Regions from separate parts of the Homo sapiens genome. Here regions 2 and 3 are each linked to region 1. A link is a loop called in an ENCODE intact Hi-C map of the cell type or tissue named here. Cell type or tissue: heart left ventricle. All regions are shown on one strand. Links, peaks and the distances in the headings refer to the core of each region. The heading gives the core; the rest is flanking DNA.

Region 1 (4,896 bases), core at 964-3,463:
TGCCATGGAGAGTCAGCACTACTGGGAGCATCAGCTGAGAACCAGCACCCAGGACTGCAGCTTCAGGATCACCGGCCAAGTTTCTGGGAGACTTTGGCCTTCAGATACACACAGGGGCTCTAACTATAGTGGCTACATTGCCAGCAGGAACAGGCTGGCAATGCCGCGCTAAGGAGAAATTAATAGGGGAGGTGAAACTGGCCACTGATATCTGAGACAAGGAGATAGTTGATATTTCAATAAACTTCCTTCTGAACCAGTCTTACTTCCTCTATAAACATAGGGCTAACCTTCCTAGCTGTGCTGTCATAAGCACTAATTAAGGTAACACATAAACCTAAGTGTCCTTCCTGTTTTTATTTCCTCCCTTCTTTCTTCATTGGCAAGGAGGGAGAATAATAATTTTCCATTGGGACAGGTTTTGAAAATTTGCTGGCCTTCAGATTCTAAGGGGAGGTATAACCCTTGAAATAAGGGTTAATCAATTTGTTCAATAAATATATATCGAACACCTACCATGTGCTAAGCACTGTCCTATGCACTTTAGATATGGTGATAAATGAAACAGACAAACATAGAGCTTACATTTATTGGGGAAGACTAACAATAAACAAAATAACCCGGGGCAGATGTACAACCAGCAATGTGATCAGTAAAGATCAGCAAGTTGCCGTGAGGCCAGCAAATGAGCTGATTGGCCCAAGTTAGTTGCTTCACACAGAAGAGAAGGCACCAGGAGAAAAGACAAGGAATCCCCGTACCTTAACTGTGCCATCTGGGAACTGGTAAGTCAGAATGTAGCCGTGGATCTGAGCAGAGGGGGGCGTCCAGGTCAATATGCCACCAGACTGCGTTACAGCAGATGGACGAAGGTTTCTGGGAGGGTCGAGTTCTGTACGTAGAAAGTCAGGTAATTGTTATTACTAAGATACAACTGAGGCAAGGTAATTTTTGAGACATCAGTTTATATTTTCCCCTTTTCAAACCCTCCCATTTCTCCTCCTTCTTTCAAGCAGTTTGCAGGCTCTCTTCCTCCCTGCCACAGGGCCTTTCTGACCTTTGTTTCTACAAGTACAGACCCATTAGAGACAAGAAGAACAGGGCGTTGGGTGGGTCCCAGAGGAAAGGAATCTGGGCCCCCATTTCCCAGGCAGGTTCCCACAAAGTGGTGGATATTAACAGCCTAGATTGGCAGATAGATCCTCAGAGATGGCAGGGCTCCCAAAAGGATGTGGAAAGATAAGAGGGCCACAGATCTGAAAGGGCCATGCACAAAGAAACCAGGGTGACTTGGCCCGCCTGGAAAGTTGCCTGAAATGCTGGATGGGCCCCAATGCCTGTCACTGGGAAACTACCCAAGACTTACATACAGCCCTGAGGAAGGAGCTTACCCTAAGTAGAATATGGGCTTATGATTGAAATTAAGTTGGCATAGAAACAAAAAGTTGGCCAGGCACGGTGGCTCATGCCTGTAATCCCAGCACTTCGGGAGGCCAAGGCAGGCGGATCACAAGGTCAAGAGTTCGACACCAGCCTGGCCAATATGATGAAATCCTATCTCTACCAAACATACAAAAATTAGCCGGGTATGGTGGTGGTCGCCTGTCATCCCAGCTACTCGGGAGGCTGAGGCAGGAGAATTGCTTGAACTCGGGAGGCGGAGGTTGCAGTAAGCCAAGATCACGTCACTGCACTCCAGCCTGGGTGACAGAGCAAGACTCTGTCTTAAAAAAAAAAAAAAAGAAAGAAACAAAAAGTTATGTTTCTTACATACTGTTACATATTGAAGTGTGTGGCCTTAGATGCATACCCAGTAGAGAAAGAAGAGAAGGAGAAGGCAAGGGAACAGGTGCTTGTATAGAGGAGAGAGAGAGAGAGAGAGAAGGAAAGAAAGAAAGGGAGAGAAGCGAGAGAAAGAAAGAAAGAGAAGAGAGAGAGAGCGGGAGAGAGAAAGAAAGAAAAAAAGAAAAGAAAGAAAGAAAAAGAAAAAAGAAAGAAAGAAAAAGAAAAAAGAAAGAAAGAAAGGAGGGAGGGAGGGAAGGAAGGAAGGAGAGAGAGAAAAGAAGAGAGAAAGGGAGGGAGAGAGAGAGAAAGAAAGAAAGAAAGAAAGAAAGAAAGAAAGAAAGAAAGAAAGAAAGAAAGAGAGAAAAAAGAGAGAAAGAAAGGAGGGAGGGAGGGAGAGAAGGAAGGAAGGAAGGAGAGAGAGAAAAGAAGAGAGAAAGGGAGAGAGAGAGAGAAAGAAAGAAAGAGAAAGAAAGAGGGAGAGAGAGAGAAGGAAGGAAAAGAGAAGAAAGGAAGAGGTGGGGGAGGGAAGAGGGAAAGAGAAGGGATATAGGAAAAGCAGAGCTCTTCTTCTATGTACTTCCTCACCCAAACACTAGAGGGAACGCGTGGGTAAGCAAGTGTGCACTGTAGACCAGGAAAACAGAAGCTCAGCAAAAATACTGGTCAACATCACTGGTCAGAAGGCTCTTTTTTTTTTTAACCAAAGAAGATATGAATGGAAATTTCTCTTTTGAAAAAGCATTATCATAGAAGGTTATTTTAATTTATAACTTCCCAAAAAGACGTCTCCAGGCTATTTTCTACCCAGTAGCATTTCAGCTGAGAGCTGAATTGCAGTATTTTAATAGAAATCAGACAGCTGTTGTTTTGAATTAGGATGTTTTGACAAATTTTGAGTTTCTGTAATATCAACTTGGTTTGATTTTCTAAAGCATAACATCTGGCATGGATTTTATTCTATTCGTCTCACAGAAAAACTGAATTTCCTGATTTCACAATCAAGGCAAAACTGTGGCTATTTTAACATCTTAAGCAATCTCCTGCCACCTCTTTGACTGCCCACCACTCCCTGGTTATGGACTTGAGATGTCTGTCTTAGTTACTTTCACATTTCTATGAAGCAGGAAAATGAGAATCTTTTTATTGCTGTCTTCAAAAATGGAGAAGGTGAACCCAAGAGAAGATAAACAAGGAAGAGGAGAAGAAAGGAATAAGAGAGAAAGGAACAGAGAAAGGAAGGGGAGAAGGAGGTAGGAAGTGGGAAAGAGGGAAGAAGGGAGAACTGGCTACTGGTTGCATCTGGAGAGCAACCCTGCATACTAGGGAGTCCAGGACAGAGAGAGGAGTTTGTTTGTTTGTTTGTTTGTTTGTTTGCTTTTGAGATGGAGTCTCGCTCTTTGTTGCCCAGGCTGGAGTGCAATGGCGCAATCTTGGCTCACTGCAACCTCCTCCTCCTGGGTTCAAGCAATTCTCCTGTCTCAGCCTCCCAAGTAGCTGGGATTACAGGCACCTGCCACCACACCCAGCTAATTTTTGTATTTTTAGTAGAGACGGGGTTTCTCCATGTTGGTCAGGCTGGTCTCAAACTCCTGACCTCAGGTGATCCACCAGCCTTGACCTCCCAAAGGGCTGGGATTACAGGCATGAGCCACCGCGCCTGGCCGTTTTTGTTTTGTTTTGTTTTGTTTTAACACGTCTCTATTTAGTTTGAAAATATTTACTATAAGCATATATTACTTTTTAGATTAAAAATGCAAGCTAATTTTAACTAATAAAAACCATAGAGAAATTCAAGCCATCTCTAGGTCCCGTGGCAACACTTGGTGCGCTCAGCCATGGATGGAATGGACAGACCTTGCCCGTACTGCCAGAAGAGGCTCATAGACCTCAGGGTGGGCACAGTGCTCTCTTCCAAGTGCCTCTGGGTTCTGACCTCAGTGATGCTCTGCCAAGATCAGAGGCCCCATCACACACACAAAATACATGCAATTCAGGCACCTTTCATCATCAACTGAGGATGGAATGGAGAAAGATGCATCCCCATTGCCTCCATTCTGGAAGATGGAAACAGAAGAGGCTCCTGCCTCTGTCTTCTCCCAACTGCAGCTGAGGCCCAACCATTTTCTCCATAGCAAGTGTGGAGATTCTGAGCGCTGGGCCGGGTGGAGGGGTGAGGGAGGCCACCTTTGACACCAGCACTCACTCCCTCTATACTCTCTCATCTTATCTGAGCTGTTGTGTCAACTTAATTAGCTCAAAGACGTAAAAAAGGAACCACTTTGAAGAATGTCCTCGGGTAAAGCAACCACCCTCCTGCTCCCCTCCCCAGCCCACTGATGGAGGAAGGTTCTCTCCTGATAAGTGTGAGGTGTTCCCCTGGCCTGGTCCCTCTCAGTACCTGTCTGGGCCTTGGTGTCAGCCTTCTTGCTCTCCTGGGCCCCCTTCTGGGCCCACACGTGCACCATGTACTCCATGCCTGGTCTCAGGCCCGTCAGGACAGTGCTGCTGTGCTCCTTCCCCACCGGAACCTCCCTGGTCTCTCCGTCAGCAGAGGTGTAGCGCACCATGTACTTGTCAATGGTGGCCTGAACCGGGTCCCAGGAGACAGTGGCCATATTCTCCGTCACCCAGTCAGTCACTAGGTTTTTGGGGCCGTCAATTTCTTTTTAAAAAGATTTAGAAAAGGCTGAACTTTAGAACAAAGGAAGACATCGCATCTTACCACCTCATCACCAGGAGCTCTCCATCATGTTATCATTAATAATGGTAGAATTCCACTTAAAACACGAGTCAAAGGCCCCTGGTCTCCATTTCCAAGGAAACAAACCACTGGATATAAAACTGGAAGGAATCAGATCATCTCCCACTTTTTAATATAAAAAATTTCTGTCCTTGTAATTCTCATCAAAATAACAATAAAACTTCCTGAGCAACAAGATAAGCCACCAAAACTGCTGTGGATATAACCTCTTTTCTGATCTCCCTGGTATCTAGTTATTTTGTTTCACAGAATTTGAGAGCCAAGAAGTCATATCCTCCAACCTTTCCGACTTATAAAAGGGGAGGAGAATGGAGGCCCAGGGAAATGGAAGGTCTAGGCCAAGTTCCTGT
Region 2 (4,896 bases), core at 1,156-3,655, 53 kb after region 1:
ATGAAATGCTAAATGTTATTTACTGAGTTGCTGCTACGCACTAGGCATTGGCTGGGTGCATTATTCCTCGTAATTAATCCCCAGAGCTGCCATGTAAGGTCAGTGTTCCTCTCCTCACTCAAAAGGTAAGGAAACCAGATCTGAGAGGTAAAGTCATTTGCCAGGGTTGCCCAACAACGAAGTGGCAGAGCCAGGATTCAAACGCAGACCCATCTGATTGCAAGCCTATGCTTGCTCTGTGCCAATATGACATTCTGATACAAATGACAAATGAGCGCAGTTAGATACATGTCCCTATGCAATGCTTTCATCCATTATACATGTTGTACCCAAGGGATGTGACACCACTGTGAATTAAGCAGAATGGTACCTATGAAGGGTTTTTCTTTGTGTTACCCCTTTGCCCTCCCACTCCTTCATGGCTCTTCCTATCACCAAAAGCATGTATTGTTGATAATAATAAAAGCTCACTTCTTCTGAGAACTGACTGCATTTCAGGCACTGGACTCAACACCCGGCAGATGGAATGGAATAGTCAATGGGACACTTCTTGTTGTCTTGTGACTTGGACCATGGGTAATAAGTGCCTGCACACTTCTTTTTTTTTTTTTTTTTTTTTTTTTCAGACAGGATCCCATTCTGTCGCCCAGGCTGGAGTGCATTGGCACAATCACGGCTCACTGCAATGTCCACCTCCTGGGCTCCAGTGATCCTCCCACCTCAGCCTCCTGAGTAGCCGGGACTACAGGTATATGTCACAGTGCCTGGCTAATTTTTGTATTTTTTTTGTGGAGATGGGGTTTCACCATCTTGCCCAACCTGGTCTCGAATTCCTGGGTTCAAGCAGCCTGTCCACCTCAGCTCCCCAAAGTGCTAGGATTACAGCCATGAGCCACTACACCTGGCCGTGCCCACACATTTCAAAGACAGTGTGCCACTGGAGGTTTGGGGGTTGGGGGTGGGGTCACGGTGAATTAGTGGGGGTGGCAGGCAAAGAGACTGGTGCCTGATTCTGGCCCGGAGGAATTCACAGGTGGAAGCTTGGCTGGAACAGGCTGCATGGCAGAGAGAGGAAGGGGGCTGCAGTGTGAGAGGACTGAAACTCAGACTTTGGCGAGGCCAAGTTGATGTCACAGAAATGAGGCATGTTAGAGCTACCAAGAGGGCAGTTCAGGGCCCGAGCTGAGGTGCAGGTCCACCGTTCAGCAGGAGTGTGCCACCCCAAGGGGGCGACTGCAGCAGGACATGCCCAGTGGGTGGGAAGGGGAATATCTAAAGATCCCACAGAAGCTCCCCACAAAGGAGGGGTGGCCCAGCACTGGAAGCATTCACCATAACAAGGGCATCCAACAGAGGGAACCACAACAGCCCCAGTAAAGTAAAAGTGCCCTCTCCCTTCTTTTCTAACCCTCACCTCGCCCCAGGCAGCAGCAAACTGGTGAAGCCAGAAGCAGCCATGCATGTTAAGGAGAGAGAAGTGGAGGGAGGAAAGCCCCAAGCCCCTTCCCTCCAGCTTCTCTGCAGGTTCCAGCATCAGGTCTGAGCTGAGAAAGAAGAAAAGATGTGGCCTGGATGAGAGACTGAGGCTCAATACTGAAATGGACTTGCTTTCACAAAAGCAATTCTCTTCTAAGACCAAAAGCCACCAGAAAAGCTCTGGAATCTGCTTGAGATTTTTGTCAGAAGATGGGGGGAGTGGGAAGCCAGGAAAATGAGTTGGAAGGCAGGTGTAGGATAAAAATAATGATATTTCACAACGGCCATCCTTAGACGTTCATCACAAAGATAAAAGCCACACGCTATTCTCCACTTGATCCCCAGGATAGGAACTGAGGCTCAGTGGCATTGAGCAACTGATTATGCAATTGATGAGCACACGGCCACAGATGCAATCCCAGATGCACAGTGTCCAGCAATGGAGCCACTAATCCCTATACACTTCTGCCGTTCACCAGTAACAACGCATATTGATCTCTAAAGCACCTACTGTGTTCATGGCAGCACATGAGTTTCCACTGTCCAAAAATCTTCTTCCTGGGCAAAAATAGGGCTGAAAAAGCAGACTTCTCTGCCCGTGCTTTCCATCCGACCCCCCACCCCCAGCCTGAGACATAAATGAAGTGCAGATGGTTTTCTGAAGAAGTTCTCAACGAAAGCAAAAAAAAAAAAAAAAAAAAAAAAGCCGTGGACTCTTGCCATCAACCACAGTAAGGCTGCCCAGAGCCCAGGTCTACAGCATTTGTTTTTGTAGCCTGGAATATGAGAACTCCCACAAGTCCCTGTTGGAGCCCTTGGTGTTGCCTGTCCTTCTGATTTGTAACAAGATGTCCTCATTAATTACTGCCTCTCAGATTCCACAAGTTGCGCTCAGATTTTCCTGGGTAGGTTGATTGTTCGAAAGAAGATGAGAGCAAGGGAAATCCTCAACCTAACATTCTGTCAAGTGTAATGAGCAAGAAGAGAAGCCTGCTGGCTCTCACTCCAACACGTGGCAGGAAAGAGACTCCTTGTTTAACAGCAGAAGGGAAGGATGACTTCATCGACTCTTTCAGTATGCACAGCAAACCACAGGCTGAGCTCCGCGAGGGTGGGGAGGGGGCAGACAGGGCAGAAGATTTTTCTGAGCAAAACGCAGGATGATACATTTCCAAATAGGGAGGATTATTCTGCTGAGGGGTATTTTCCCATGGAAAGTTGGGTAAATTCTGCAGGGATGCATGAAGCGAAGGGCATTTACATGCAGGAAATGTGTATGCAGGAACCACAGGAAACCAGTTGTCCCCAAGAATCATTGTCTTACAGAGGCTGGTCATGTCTTTAATTCTGACTGCAGAAGGGGTGTTGGGTGGTGTGGGAAGGTGGGAGGGAGGGATACATTAGACTCAGGAACAAATGCTGCCTTGTGTTGCTTTTACCAGAAAGGCTCTTTGAGGAGTACACGACTGACCATGGGCTGCATGGATGGTCCCCCTACTTCTGCCTTCAGATGTTGCAGGGCTCTATGCTTCTGCTGTGTTCTCTCTTGGTATCTGCATCTACCCCTGTGGCTTTAATTTCCAGCCAAATGTTGACAGTTGCCAAATCTGTATGCGTGTTTCTAGCCCAGGTATCCTTGTGAGCTCAGAGATGACAGAGAGGGCCATGACTGTGTTGATCCCCTCTGTATCACCAGCCTCATAGCACAGTCCTGCCAAAGTAATATTTTGTGAAGTAAGTAGTAATAGCCACTGGATTTGTGTGTGTCTGTGTATGTGTGCTTATTAGATAATGGACATTGTGCCAAACGCTATAAAAATTATCCTCATTTAATCCTCAAAGTCCTGGGAGTCAGTTGATATCATTCTTTGTGACAGGTCCTCAGAGAAGTTAAGTAATTTGCCAAAGGACACACAGCTAAAAAGCAGCAGAGCTGGGATCACACACCAGGTCTGTCCACTGCCTGCGTCTGTGTTCTTCATCTGTCTGTTATATGTCCTGTATATACAAAACAAAAACAAAAACAAAAAAAACACCAGATGTCCTCCGTTCTGCCATGTGTTTTTAAGAGAGGGTTACTTCCTCTGAGTGGTGCCAAGGATGATCCACTGGGGACATGAATTGCATTTCCCTCACATAGAGGTTAAGTCCCAGTCAATTCTCATGAGAAGCTGGAGAATTCCCTTCCTAGGAAACACCAAAGTGCACAGATACTTCTGTCTGCAGGGGCAGATGGCATCCAAGCCTTGGCCAAGGGAGGAGGATGGCCCCTGAATCCTGATGGTCCTCTTGGACCCCAGGGGTGGATGGTTTCTGTGTCACCTCATTTTCCCCAAAGAAGGACACACACCCTGGGTCAGGAAAAAAAAAATACTACTTACGCCAAAGAAGAGAGGTAGCCAATTTCTAGCCACTGTTACAGACCTTTATACTTAAATTCAGGGCTTTCTCTGGTTCCCTTATTATCTCATCCTGCCTTGACAGTTAACCACAGGAAAATGAAAGCACTGCTTTGGGTTTTAGAAAAAGTGTATCATCATGGATTTCCAACAGAGTCACTTAAGAAGATATTCTGTCCCCAAATGACAGGGTGGATATCATTAAACTATGAAGGAAAATGAGGGAGATGAGTGGCTAGGGATGCATCAATGTCACAAATGTCACTGGCAAACTTGTCACTCCTTCCTTAACTCTCTTTGGCATATATTGCTAATGATCTGCAGCTTGGGCCCTGGGTGACTCAGGGGCCTTCCCTGTACTTCCCAAGTAACCTGGTCCAGGACAGCAAGTTCTCAGCTGGCTGAGGAATCTACCCTGGCTCAACTCACCTTGAACTAGAGGCTTAGGGGACCGATTTCACCTCTGTATCTCTTTCTCCTTCAGATCCAAGAAAATGGATATACAAGGGAGGTCTGTCTCTCCTAGGTTAAACTCCAGTAGAAGCAAGTACATACAAACATTTTTATTTCTAGTCTCTGTGATGTTGAATATAGGATTGCATATAGGATACAAGACAGCTAAGTATGGAAGAGAATGGAAATTTGGTTTTATGTGATAGGGCTTAGTATGGTCACATTCTGGGTATCACTCTGTCCCCCCATTCTCCTAGTTCTGTGGGATACCCAGGGAGTGTCCAGGAAGTCCTTGGAGATGACTCTCACACCACCGTGCTAGAACCCTTTTCCTGGAGAGCCATCCCATCAAGTCTGCCCACCCGCCTGAGGCTTGAAAAGATCAAGGATGGTGTCCTGACCCAGCCTCAGCACTCAATCACTTTTTCAGGGGTGACCACAGGCTCATTTTGTTTTGTTTTGACAACTGACTCTTAATCTGCCTTGCAAAGGCTCAAATGAGTGATGATAATGGTAGCTACCATTTTCTATGCATTTATTACATGCCAGGCTCTGTGCAAAGCACTTT
Region 3 (4,896 bases), core at 1,256-3,755, 360 kb after region 1:
GCAAGAGTTTCAGTTTTGCAAGATGAAAAAAAGATCTGGAGATGGATGGTGGTGATAGTTGCACAACAATGTCAATTTACCTAATGTCACTGAACTGTGTACTTAGGAATGGTTAAAACTGTACTTTTTTTTTTTTTTTTTTTTTTTTTGAGATGGAGTCTTGCTCTGTTGCCCAGGCTGGAGTGCAGTGGTGCGATCTCAGCTCACCACAAGCTCCGCCTCCCGGGTTCAAGCGATTCTCCCATCTCAGTCTCCTGAGTAGCCAGGCACACGCCACAACACCCGCTAATTTTGTATTTTTAGTAGAAATGGGGTTTCTCCATGTTGGCCAGGGTGATCTCGAACTCCTGACCTCAGGTGATCCACCCACCTTGGCCTCCCAAAGTGCTGGGATTACAGGCCTGAGCCACTGCCCTGACCAAAATTGTACATTTTATGTTACGTATATTATACTACAATAAACAAAATTAAAGGTAGTGAAGATTAGTTATTTTTTTTTGTTTTGTTTTTTGTTTTTTTTTGAGACAGTCTGACTCTGTCGTCCAGGCTGTAGTGCAGTGGCGTGATCTCAGCTCACTGCAACCTCTGCCTCCCGGCTTCAAGCAATTCTTTGCCTCAGCCTCTCGAGTAGCTGGGATTACAGGCACCCACCACCAGGCCCGGCTAATTTTTTGTATTTTTAGTAGAGATGGGGTTTCACCATCTTGGCCAGGCTGGTCTTGAACTTCTGACCTCGTGATCCACCTGCCTCGGCCTTCCAAAGTGCTGGGATTATAGGCGTGGGCCAATGTGCCCGGCCGTGAAGATTAGTTTTAAAGTGCTTAGCACAGCATCAGATACATTTTAAGTGCTCAATAAATGATAGGTGTCTTACTATTAATTTTATTTATTAAACATTTAAAAAATGCATTTGAGAGCTCATTACAAACTGTTTAAATGCTACACAATTATATTGTTATTGATGGTAGCTGTCAGATTTTTTTTACATAGATCCAACACATTGCTTGGATATCTAGAAATACCTGATAGAATGATCACAGTGCAGAGGTGTGAGTGCTAGAAAATACACACACTAACATTTCACTAATGTAGAACAAATGGGTTGTTTATATTCAAGTATGGTTATAAAGAGATTTTTAAGTTGAAATGAAAACATTTTGGTGGTATTCATCTTGAAGTATAACAAATAAAATATTCCTTTGCTCCTAATTTTATTATATTGTTCTGTAAACACTTTTTTTTTTGTAAAAGAGGCAAAGATAAATTTAGCCAAGCACTTAAACAACAAACATGCAAATTATACAAAGATTCTTATCTACTCATTAAAGGACTGAAATGGTTATATAAGACATACAAACATACACACATATACACACACCTATAGCACAGATTGACACAGCTGGCATGACATAAATTTAGAGCATGCTTCCCTGTCTCTTTATTTTATAAGTTAGGAAATTAAGTGTTAAAAGGTTAGATGATTTGATTAAAATTCCACAATAAATTGATGGCAGAAATGTAATTAAAGCCCCTCAGAATCGTATCCTGCGCATCCCCCTCAAATGTGCCATGGCAAAGGACTTGCCTCAGCCATTCTTCCTCATTCCTCTTCTACATGCTGTTCACTCTCACCCTCATGTCCTATTCTCAGGTTAGATGCCACCTTTGGAAAATGTTTACTAGTTTCCCAGAATGAATTTGGCATTCTGCCTTTAGGCTCCCAAAGATCCCTTTTAAACCCCAGGATCAAACACACTGAATTCTTATGTCTGTGTGCCTCCCCTATTAGATGTGACAACTTCAGGACACAGAATGTCATCTCTGTATCCCCTGACATCTAACCCAGGGACTGTCAATAGTGAATATCTGTTGAATAAGTGAACTAACTAACCATCACAGGCTTCTCCAAAGAGAGACAGGAAAGATGGGATCAAGGACATAGTGAGGAAGTTAGCCTTGGAATGGGGGCAGAACAGACCTTCATTAAAGACAAGAGCAAAGCAGAAGAGGATGAAGACAGAGAGGGATTTTTAAGTAAAAGGGATGGAAGCTTAAATGAGTACTTATTTTGCTCACAAAAATAGAACAAGGAGGAAACTGGATTTTTTTGTTCTGTTTGTTCTCTGTCAAGGGAGCTTGTATTTCTTAGGGTACATTAAGTTCAATTTAATCACTGACTACTTGGAAATGGTGTGTTTATTCAACTGTCTTCCCTTCTTGATATTTTGGATTGTTTCATGAGAAATAAGTAATGAGAAATTGCTTCAACAAATTTAAGGTATTATATAATATGTGCATGGTACTGTGATGATATACATTTTTTCCTGATACAGATCCCTGTTTCATAAAATGTATTATTTCTGAAACTTTAAAACTTTAAAATTCCTTGAGTATCCTAATTAGAAGCCCAGTATTTGTGTTTGTTGGTTTGTTTTAGCATTTACTAGATAGCATCTTGAAACTAACCTATCATCAAACTGAAGATGCACTAGAGAAAGTTAAAAACAAACAAATGAAATATTCAAGTAACAAATGATCCAGGAGTGGTGTTTTACTGCCACCAACAGGACAATAGGCATTCCTTCATGAAAGTTACAAAACTAATGGAATGTACAAAATCATTGCAAATCCAAAAAAAAAGTTTATGAGTTGTTTCATTCTTTTTTTCAGGTGTTTAGACTTCTATTTTTGTAACATGAATATTAACTACAGAAACTACATTCCCAACTTCAGTTCTTCCTTAAGTCACTATCTTCAAACACAGAAACAAGAACTTTTAACCCAAGTTGGTACATCAAAGACTAGGGAGAACTGAAATCCATTTTCCAGTTTCAAGGTCTTTTGCTTTTCTTTCTTTTTTTTTTGAGACGGAGTCTTGCTCTGTCGCCCAGGCTGGAGTGCAGTGGCGTGATCTCGGCTCACTGCAAGCTCTGCCTCCTGGGTTCACACCATTCTCCTGGCTCAGCCTCTGGAGTCGCTGGGACTACAGGCGCCCACCACCATGCCCGGCTAACTTCTTGATCTCATCTAGCCAACTCCCCTCCTGGCTTTAGCCTTCAAGCTGCCATTCATTATTCCTGGGCTTAAGCCAAGCTAACTTTGGGAAACATTTAGTTTATAGTTTAAATGATAATAGCCTTTCCCCAAAACTCAACCGACCTTGTAAAGCTAATGAGAGACCACCAGGCTAGGGGGATAGAGGAGCTTGAATTCTTCTATGGTGTGGACGTGATTGTCAGCCATTATTCTGGAGGTCACAAGATATGCAACTTTCCCAATTACTCCTGTAGATAACATCACTATTATAGAACCTAAGAATGGCCTTTTGGGATATCTTTTCAGGTTTTTTGCATGACACCAATGGCTCCACCTGGACCCACCAACTGCTCCTGTGGCCCCACCCAGAAGCAACTCAGCGCACAAGATGACCGTTTTCCACACCCCTATGATTGTGCCCCCAACCAATCAGCAGCAAGTATCCATTGTCTAGCCACCTCCACCCCTTCTTCCAAACTACCTTGGGAAAATCCCTAACCTTCAATGAGACTGATTTGAGTAATAATTCCATCACCTGCAAAGTGTGGCTGTCTTCATATCAATTAACCTCTTTCTTTACTGCAATGCTCCATGAATTGATTTTGTTTGTGCAGTGGGCAGGAAGCACCTGTCAGGTGGTTACAGTGACAATGGTGGTGACAGTAGTAATCCAGAAATGAAGTTCTAAGGAAAAAAAAAACTTTTCTGATAGAGGGTAAAAGAGATCAGGAACAAGACAAAGATAATTACTCTTGCCACTTCCATTCAACATTGTACTGTTAGCAGTGAATCTGTACAGGTCTGCAGCAACTCGAGATTCTTGCCTCCTCAATAAAAAGAATTTGTCCAAGAGGGCATAAGGCAGAGTGAGAGATTAAGGCAAGTTTTTGAGCAGGAGTGAGAATTTATTAAAAACTTTTAGAGCAGGAATGAAAGGAAGTAAAGTATTCTTGGAAGTGAGCCAAGCAGGCAACTTGAGAGATTCAAGTATACTGTCTGACCCTTGACTTAGGGTTTTATACATTGGCATGATTCCAGGGTTTGTGTTTCTTCTCCCCTGATTCTTCCCTTGGGGTGGGCTGTCCACATGCACAGTGGCCTGCTAGCCCTGGGGTGGGGCCGCATGTACAGTGTGTTTACTGAAGTTGTGTGCATGTTCATTTGAGGTATTTTTCCCTTACCAGTTGACTAGTGTTCCCAGAGGAGGGTCATATACCTGTTAAACTCCACCAGTTTGCCTCCTGGTGGGCATGCTTGAGCCTACTCGCAAAATCCTGAGATCTTATTAAGAAGCTGCTGATCACCAGCTTCAGGTGGTTTCTATCTATTGGGAGACAGCCTTTCCCTGGCGCAAGCTACAACCATTATGTTAGATAGTTTAACAACTGCATGACCATTACCTGATGGTCACCTGACATTCCTGGGGAGGAGGGCCCTCTCCTGTCCTGTTCATGTCTGCCTAGTTACCTATTCTGCCAGTACTGGAGGTTTTAGTCAGAGGAATTAGGCAAGAAAAAGAAAGAAAATGCATCCAAATCAGAAAGGAAGAAGTAAAAATATGTCTACAAGATGACTGATACAATTTGGCTTTGTGTCCCCACCCAAATCTCATCTTGAATTGTACTCGCATAATTCCCATGTGTTGTGGGAGGGACCAGGTGGAGATAACCGAATCATGGGGGTGGTTTCCTCCATACTGTTCTTGTGGTAGTGAATAAGTCTCACGAAATCTGATGTTTTAATAAGGGGAAACTTGTTTCACTTTGCTCTCATTCTCTCTCTTGCCACAGCCGCGTGAGATGTGCCTTTCACCTTCAGGCATGATTGTGAGGCCTCCCCAGCCACATGGAACTGTAAGTC

The links. Hi-C counts contacts between places; a loop is a spot of excess contacts. Peaks named below come from ENCODE experiments on the same cell type or tissue, not always from the same donor. Only the 100,000 strongest peaks of a DNase experiment are listed, where the experiment ranks them.
Region 2: it touches region 1 in a loop (2.2-fold over the local background); 2 of 110 quality-filtered maps call a loop at or near these places.
Region 3: it touches region 1 in a loop (4-fold over the local background); 28 of 110 quality-filtered maps call a loop at or near these places.

What each region holds. Positions count from the first base shown.
Region 1 is chr1:175,122,951-175,127,846 of GRCh38, reverse strand. TNN (tenascin N) reads right to left here. Exons shown (of 19, transcript NM_022093.2): 12 at 4,184-4,447; 13 at 762-892. Among named protein-coding and RNA genes, the nearest start is that of TNN, 58 kb to the right of the region's middle. In heart left ventricle, for the core only: a CTCF peak has its summit at 2,374 (motif pointing right); no DNase peak of the experiment used is centred there; H3K27ac peaks cover 1,089 bases.
Region 2 is chr1:175,070,212-175,075,107 of GRCh38, reverse strand. All of the region lies in intron 1 of TNN (tenascin N), which reads right to left. Among named protein-coding and RNA genes, the nearest start is that of TNN, 4.8 kb to the right of the region's middle. In heart left ventricle, for the core only: no CTCF peak of the experiment used is centred there; a DNase peak (open chromatin) is centred at 2,557; H3K4me3 peaks cover 416 bases; H3K27ac peaks cover 1,372 bases; H3K27me3 peaks cover 827 bases.
Region 3 is chr1:174,767,821-174,772,716 of GRCh38, reverse strand. All of the region lies in intron 18 of RABGAP1L (RAB GTPase activating protein 1 like), which reads right to left. Among named protein-coding and RNA genes, the nearest start is that of RABGAP1L-AS1, 180 kb to the left of the region's middle. In heart left ventricle, for the core only: a CTCF peak has its summit at 2,563 (motif pointing left); no DNase peak of the experiment used is centred there.